Regions from separate parts of the Homo sapiens genome. Here region 2 is linked to region 1. The links are chromatin contacts, found by Hi-C or POLR2A ChIA-PET in ENCODE. All regions are on one chromosome and are shown on one strand. The core of a region is the stretch at or near the end of the contact, and the rest is flanking DNA. Distances in the headings are between cores, read along the strand shown. Region 1 holds the start of THTPA (thiamine triphosphatase). Region 2 holds the start of DAD1 (defender against cell death 1).

Region 1 (3,918 bases), core at 595-3,094:
CTGAGGGGGCTCAAACAGCACTGCAGGGCTGTAAGGCCCCATGGGATGCACAATTCCTAGTGTGGATGAACTGTCTACAAGGGAATTATGCTTAGGAACAAATCTGCCAAATCATGCCCCACTGTCTCACATAACTATAATGTTATTGTCCTTTACAAAAAGCCAAAAGGACAAATTAAAAGGATCTAGGTAATTGTAAAACAAAAGGACAAGACTGGTTGGACTCTCAGTGTAGTGGGCAGTGCATCAGTCTCATGATCTGAAGATCCTGGGTCTGAGCCTCCCAGAGGGCAGCTTTTGTAAAAAGGCTTACTTTTTACTCCTTGTGGAGGAGTGGTGACTGAAGAAGAAGAAAAAAAAGAGATTGGGGGAAGGAAGAGTCAAAGCAGGGAACTGAGAAATGAAACTGAAGGAGATCTGGCTATAGGTATGAGAACTAAATGAGGCAGGTTGGCTGGAATTAGACACGTGGAAGGACTAGATCCAAATTAGCTACTGTTAAAGAGAAAACGAGATTTCACAGAACTGTAAGCAAACTTAGAAAATTGCTAAAACAATTCCCATTACAAAAATAATCCAGGCCAGGCACAGAGGCTCACACCTGTAATCCCAGCACTTTGGAAGGCCGAGGCAGGCAAATTGCTTGAGTCCAGGAGTTCCAGACCAGCCTGGGCAACACGGCAAAACCTTGTCTCTATTAAAAAAAAAATTTTTAATCCGGAGGCCCTCCCCCACTGCATGGTCCAGCAGGTGCCTCCAAAAGAGAAAAGTGGGGAGCAGGAAAAGCACAAAAGGGCCTGTCTCCCTCACCAAGCATGCTGCTGAGCCTGTGGATCTTCTCTAGGGCAGTTGGTACTTCAGCCTCCTCATGCACCAGGGCCTCTACCTCACCCACAGCGTAGCCAAAGTCGGCTGTATCCAAGTCCACCCTGAGCTGTGGCTCCTCTTCATCAGCTCCCAAGAGCACCAGCTTCCAGGCACTCCGCTTAGTCACAAAACTAGCTACTTCCTGCAGCCCCAGTGGGCCCAGCACAGCAGCCACATCTCCAGCCCCCAGGCCGTCAGCCCGCAGCACCTTACAGAGTTGGGCCACAATTGTAGGTTCCGCTGTGAGTTCCTTATACTCCGTGTGGGGTCCTAAGACACCTGCTGCTCCAGGACATTTGAGCTCCCATCCACTATCCTCTCGTCGTCGCAGCCAGTGGTCAGCCTGCATGAGGCTCAGCTCAGGGGTGTCATAGTAGGTGTCTCGGAAGGTGACCCGGTACTCCAGGGTGCCCCCCAACTCCTGCAGCCGCTCCTCTGTGCCAGGCCCTGGAAGGAACTTTCGCTCCACCTCAATCAAGCCCTGGGCCATGCTACCTGCAATTGGCTGAACAAACGTTTGCTGAGTTCCCAAGGATGCAAAGCCTGGTGCTCAGCTCCTGGGGCGTCAACTCAGTACAGAACCCCTCCCTGGAAAAACTTATGAGGGGCACACTGTGTCGCAATAGTCTCTAGGGCTACTGCCCTTTTCTCTCTACCTCGGTGACATTAAGGCCCCGTCGGTGATATTTTAAGGCTCTGACAGTGACAGGTCTCCAGTAAAATCCCTTCCACTGCTGCTGATGTCCTCAATCCAAAGAGACCCCTAGAAAGCAGGCCGGGTAGCGGGTGTCCTTTCAACGCCCCCCTCTCTACACCTTGCCACCCCAGGAGGCTACTGGCTCACGACCCGGGAGGACCTGCCCTTTCCTGCTACACTACCGGCCAGCGGAACTTCAGGTCTCACCTCAAAGCCCGAGAGTCTCCTCGCGGGACCCACAGAGGGGGAAGGGAGCCCACGCCATACACTCGCGAGGAATGCCGGGAGCAGTTCCGGATCCCGGACCTCGGCCCGACCCTCCGCGCGCCCGGCAGGTCCCGGCACCAGCGGCCATATTACGCCCGTTGTGGCGGTGCCGAGAGCAGGCCAGGGCTCGAGACACGCGCTATGTAATGGGAGGCCGCGACCCCCGCGGTGGCCAGGGGAGCGAGGCCGCCCCTTGCATTCTGCTCCTCATTGTTGGCCCCGCACGGCTCCCGGGGGCTGGTACAGGTCTCATGCCTGAGGCTGAGCCAGGCACCCCGAGGCGCGGATGCATGATGGGAGATGTAGTTCCAAAGGGAGACTTTGCCATCTCGCCCCGCCCGTCGCTATGGCGACAGGAAAGCTGCACTTGGTGCCTGCGGTACTCTACCTAAAGCTGAACTGGGGCTACAAGGCGGCGGGGAGAGTCGGGTGCAAGGAGCTCAAGCCCCAGTCCCGTCTCCAACACCCCCCGCCGCACCCCCAACGCAGGCAGATGGGCCTGGAATACAAGCCATTCACACCGTCCAACAGATATCTGCTATAGCAGCCAGCTAAGCGCAGGCCAGTGGCAATGGTGGCGAGGGGGGTTGGGGTGGGGGGAGGGAAGGGGGCGGGGGCAGCGCGTAATAAAGTCCAGTTTAGCTACTCTGGAGTTTTAGAGGGGATCTAATACCTCCTGGCATGAACGTTGAGGGTAAGAGTGGGTGAGAAACTTTCTGTCAGAGAATAAAGTGGTATTTTGGCCAGGAACTAAAGATATGATGGTATTTCAACAGTTGGAGACCTAGATGGAGACAGGAATAGCCTAAGCAAAGGCCCAGAAACTGGAGAGCACCTGGGTGGTACGTAAGGAGAAGACGAGGCTAGAAATGCAGTTGAGGGAAAAGCCTTGAGTGCTAGACTGAGGAGTTTGTCAGAGTTTCCAGCGGTCCCTAAGCAGTTTTTGTCAGGTGTAGAACTACTTATGTTCATTTAGAATACAGAAAGGCCGGTGCGGTTGCTCACACCTGCAATCCCAGCACTTTGGGAAGCCGAGGCAGGTGAATCACCTGAGGTCAGGAGTTCGAGACCAGCCTGGCCAACATGGAGAAACCCCCCCGGCCCGCCGTCTCTACTAAAAATGCAAAAATGAGCCGGGCATGGTGGCGCGTGCTTGTGTTCCCAGCTACTCCAGAGGCTGAGGCATGAGAATTGCTTGAACCTGGGAGGCAGAGGTTGCAGTGAGCTGAGATGGCGCCACTGCACTCCAGCCTGGGCGACAGAACGAGACTCCATCTGTCCCCAAAAAAATAAAATTCAGGAAAACATGGGGGTTGGCCCTTTGAATGCTTTGGGAGACAAAATATTAATAGAGATGATTCCTTCTTACTCCCTCTGAGGACTATGGTTATCTGGAGACTCTAACTATATGTCTGACCTTCCATGTGAGGAAGCTCCCTGAGGAACCGTGGCTCTTAACTCCTGGACTCCTTCCTATGATGGGTGAGAAGTGCCATGTTCTCAACACCTGCCCTCTCACCAGTATGTTTCTGGAAATACATGACCAGTGAGAGGTATTATAGGGAGAAGGACACTGGTTTAAAGACATGGCATTTTGGCCAGGTGTGTTGACTCACACTTGTAATCCTAGCACTTTGGGAGGTCGAGGCAGGAGGATCATTTGAGGCCAGGAGTTTGAGACCAGCCTGGGCAACATAGGAAGACCCTGTTTCTACAAAAAAAAAAAAAAAAAAATTTTAATTAGCCGGGTGTGGTAGTGCATGCCTGTGGTCCCAGCTGCTCAGGAGGTTGAGGCAGCGGGATAGCTTGAGCCCAGGAGGTCAAGGGCAGTGAGCTACGATCCTGCTACTGCCTGCACTCCAGCCTCGGCAACAGAGCAAGACCCTGTGCATAAATAAATAAACAAATGGCATCTTGAACTTGGAGTAGCTTGGGTCAACCTCTGTCCCCACTCCATGTTAAGCACTGTTGGTTAGGGAGAGAAGAAACCCCAGCTCCTAAAGCCTGCTTTTCATCCATCTTTTGCTTTCCGGTTTTGTTAACCTGGGATGAAGACCTAATTTTTCCTTATGTTATAAGATCCAATC
Region 2 (3,918 bases), core at 1,419-3,918, 970 kb after region 1:
GAAAAGGAAAATGAGACTGTCAGACTGAGTAACTTGTTCCAGATTAGACAACTAGTAAACAGCAGAATCAAGGTTCAAACCTAGGACTGTCTGATTCTAGAGCTTGCACTCTTATCCACTACTCTGGACAAGAATTTTAAACTATATTAATATTCTGATTTAAACTAATTGAAATCAACACTAGTGTTAGCAATTTCCTATTGACAGATCAGTTAAAAATGTTTCAATGATTATAGAATCATAAACCGAATAGAGAAGTAGGCCTTTTCTTGCTGTTTTAAGTAGTTCAGAAAAGCCCTAGTGTAGTATATTGGTGTGACTAGCAGGTCTCAGAAACAAATGCATTCAATAAGTCCATTTGGTGTTTTTCATCTCTTCTTCTCTCCTGTGAGAGTTCCTGGGGAGATCTTAATGATGATAGTTGACATGGATCAAAGGCAGACAAAACATAAGGGAGAAAACACTGGAAGGAGCCTGGCTGATGGAACAGAAACTCCCTGAAGAATCCACACCTGAATGATTAAAAAGCATCAGCCTAGCCTGTAAAGTTTGAAGTTGAATATTCGTGAGGAAGCTACCCTCCTACTTGTTGATGAGGCAGAGAGAAAGGTTCAACTTGTCAGAGAAATTGATGCTTCCTGCCATATTATATTGAAATAAGAACCAGCTTGTTATCCACTCTTTTTTTTTCTTTCTCAGCAACATAGGTTTAGGCTGAACTTATGTTCATATAGCTGCACAAATCTCCACGGGTATGAATATAAATCTATCTATTCAAATAGACTCTAAAGGTTTCTTAGGTTATTTCTCTTCTTTCTAGAACTTAAGTAAGGCTTTGATCACCACTGATAATACATCCGTTAGTTAATGCGTGTAGAGTTTCCAGTCTAAAGGCAAATAAAAAGTGAAAAGGGGCCGGCGCAGTGGCTCACTCCTATAATCCCAGCACTTTGGGAGGCTGAAGCAGGCAGATCACCTGAGGTCAGGAGTTCAAGATCAGCTTGGCCAACATGGCGAAACCCCGTTTCTACTAAAAATACAAAAATTAGCCGGGCGTGGTGGCAGGTGCCTCTAATCCCAGCTACTCGGGAGGCTGAGGCAGGAGAATGGCTTGAACCCAGGAGGTGGAGGTTGCAGTGAGCCGAGATCGCACCATTCACTGCACTCCAGCCTGGGTGACAAGAGCAAAACTTCATCTCAAAAAAAAAAAAAAAAAAAAGTGAAAAGGCAGGAACGCTGTTGTTCACCTGCTGTTTTAGGAATTTTGCTCACGTACAGTTCAAAATATTAAGAAGCTGAAAATAAAGTACCTGGTCATGTGTGGAAAAACTTACAGCTAAAAGGTGAGATGAACTGGGTCTAGAAGGTCGGATTCACGTGAAATTAAAAGGGCAACGAAAGCCAGAACTTAATTTCTTAAAAAAAGTTAAAACAGGCCGGGTGCAGTGGCTCATGCCTGTAATCCCAGCACTTTGGGAGGCCGAGGCTGGCGGATCACAAGGTCAGGAGTTCGGGACCAGCCTGGCTAACAATGGTGAAACTCCGTCTCTACTGAAAATACAAAAATTAGCCGGGCGTGGTGGCGCGTGCCTGTAGTCCCAGCTACTAGGGAGGCGGAGGTTGCAGTGGGCCGAGATCGCGACACTGCACTCCAGCCTGGCCGACAGAGCAAGGCTCCGTCTCAAAAAAAAAAAAAAAAACAGTTAAAACCCTCAAAATAATCCCACTTGTTAAAATACAAAACCTGAAACCATTTCAGTTTCTTCTGCAAAATGAGTTGGAGAGAGTAGGGTTGAACCAGGCATGCTCTTTCGGGCCTTTCGACGCTGACATCCCGGGATATTACACCAGGTTCAAGATACCAGCTTGCGGAAAGAGAGCTGCTAAACTTGACCATATGCTTTTTGCACGACATTCGACAGCTGTCCCTCCCTTCACCAGCTCTTTTAAGGCTGCAAATATATCTGATTCACGTGAGAGTCCCTACAAGTTAGTACAACGTCAGGCCCCAAGGAGGCGCCCAATAAATGTTGGCATTGCAGGGCCAGATCCCGAGTTCCAGTTCAGAACCCTGCTGAGGTCAGGCTTCCTCCCTGCCTCCCGCCCCTCACCACACCCACTCACTCCCCCAAGTAATTAAGTCTAAACTGGGGCCTGTGCAGTGATTGGCCGCGCCGGGTCTCACTGCGGATGAACTTGACTTGTTCCAATGATCTGTGACAGACATCTGCAGACAGCGCCCTTAACAGAATTAGGGTCAGGCTGGTATCAAACCCCAGGAACGCCAGGCATTGCCTCAAAGTAGATGCAAACCGTTAAATCTTCCAGGACTCAGAAGGACCAGAGAGAGCCGGATACCTCTGGTTAGCTACGCGGTCCCCAGTAAAGCTTATTCCCCTCTTCCTCCCAGTGTGTCTTGTTGCCAGAGCAACTGTGGGCGTCACCGAGCTGACGGGCGGAAACAGAACAGAAAGAGTACACGTCCCCAGCTCATTGATAGGGCCATTGCGCAGACGCATTAACTTTTCTGAGTTGTAGTTGAGTCTGTTGATGCAGTCCGCGTCTGCGCATTAGTTGTTACGCGCCCTGGCCGGCCTCAGCGCCTGCGCAAATTGGCACACCGGGGAGGGCGGAGTTAGGTCACGAGGGTGCGCATGCGCAAACAGCACATCCGGTGTGGTCGACGGGTCCTCCAAGAGTTTGGGGCGCGGACCGGAGTACCTTGCGTGCAGTTATGTCGGCGTCGGTAGTGTCTGTCATTTCGCGGTTCTTAGAAGAGTACTTGAGCTCCACTCCGCAGCGTCTGAAGTTGCTGGACGCGTACCTGCTGTATATACTGCTGACCGGGGCGCTGCAGTTCGGTTACTGTCTCCTCGTGGGGACCTTCCCCTTCAACTCTTTTCTCTCGGGCTTCATCTCTTGTGTGGGGAGTTTCATCCTAGCGGGTAATGGTTCTATAAGTGATCATAATAATAATGTGTTACTTTGGTGTGCTGCTTTTGTTTTCATAGTACTCTATATCAGACCACCGCCCCTTGAAGTTATGAGAAGAGCCTGCATTGCCCTTTTGTTGTGAATGGGGAAATTGAGGCTCAGAAAGCTTAGATTATATGCCTAATACCAAACGGCTCCGTAGGAGTTGGACTTAAAAGTCTAAAGAAACCACCTTCGTGCCGCTACTCCACTTGGTGATCCACTTCACTTAATATTGGTCCGGGGAAAACCCTATTCCAACTTTAACTTAGGTTTAACACAACTCTAAAATTAGTAGACTTTTCAAATGAAAAACCCAACCTTGAATCATCTCTGTCATCTTGGCCTAATCATTACCAATCTCCGGTGAAACGTTTCAATGAAAGTGCAAAGAATATAAATACTGGTGCTTTTCTTGTTGAATCATCCTTTACTTGATTTTGCCTTTTAGCTGCTACTACTTTTTTTCTTGTTGAGGAAGCTGTTATTTCACTGTCCTGAACCCAATTTTTGTTCACATAACTCTATTTTAGCCTTATTTTTCCTTTTGATTCCAGGATTTGGTAACCTTGTAGACTGCTATATTTAGCGAGAACAGTCTCCATCAATTTTTGTTAAAATCTGACTTTTCTTGCCCAACGGGGATTCAGTGAATACTGAAAACAGGCGTGGCCTCTATCACTGGTATCACCTGCTACTTTGACTTTGAAAACATGCCAGCATTCATGGTTTCTTTTCAGTGTGATCATCAGTCAGGTCATCAGTTGTATTTTCAGTCCAATATGAGGCATTATGGTAAAAGCTTTGGCACATGTTCTTTATCCGTAAAGAGTTTATGGTCTAGTTGGGGTACAGACAAAATACAGCATTGGAATTGTCTGGAGGCCTGGCACAGTGGCTCATGCCTGTAATCCCAGTACTTTGGGAGGCCGAGGTAGGCAGATC

The links. A loop is a pair of places that touch in the nucleus more often than their neighbours do. ChIA-PET counts read pairs that join two places held with the same protein, here RNA polymerase II (POLR2A). Pooled maps may share reads with other maps.
Region 2: a pooled map shows a loop between it and region 1 (9-fold over the local background). The contact joins the promoter of DAD1 here to the promoter of THTPA in region 1. A Hi-C loop is called at or near these places in 2 of 37 single-sample maps with no recorded cell type and 13 of 50 pooled maps. POLR2A ChIA-PET finds 5 or more read pairs at or near these places in 4 of 52 experiments (B cell, Panc1, WTC11 and 1 more).

The regions. Positions count from the first base shown.
Region 1 is chr14:23,554,197-23,558,114 of GRCh38, reverse strand. THTPA (thiamine triphosphatase) reads right to left here and starts at 1,844. Exons shown (of 2, transcript NM_024328.6): 1 at 811-1,844. The coding sequence starts at 1,357. It also overlaps a transcript of ZFHX2 not described here. RefSeq lists enhancers at 802-851, 1,712-1,971, 1,530-2,464.
Region 2 is chr14:22,587,974-22,591,891 of GRCh38, reverse strand. DAD1 (defender against cell death 1) reads left to right here and starts at 2,668. Exons shown (of 3, transcript NM_001344.4): 1 at 2,668-2,945. The coding sequence starts at 2,735. RefSeq lists enhancers at 2,388-3,029, 3,030-3,671.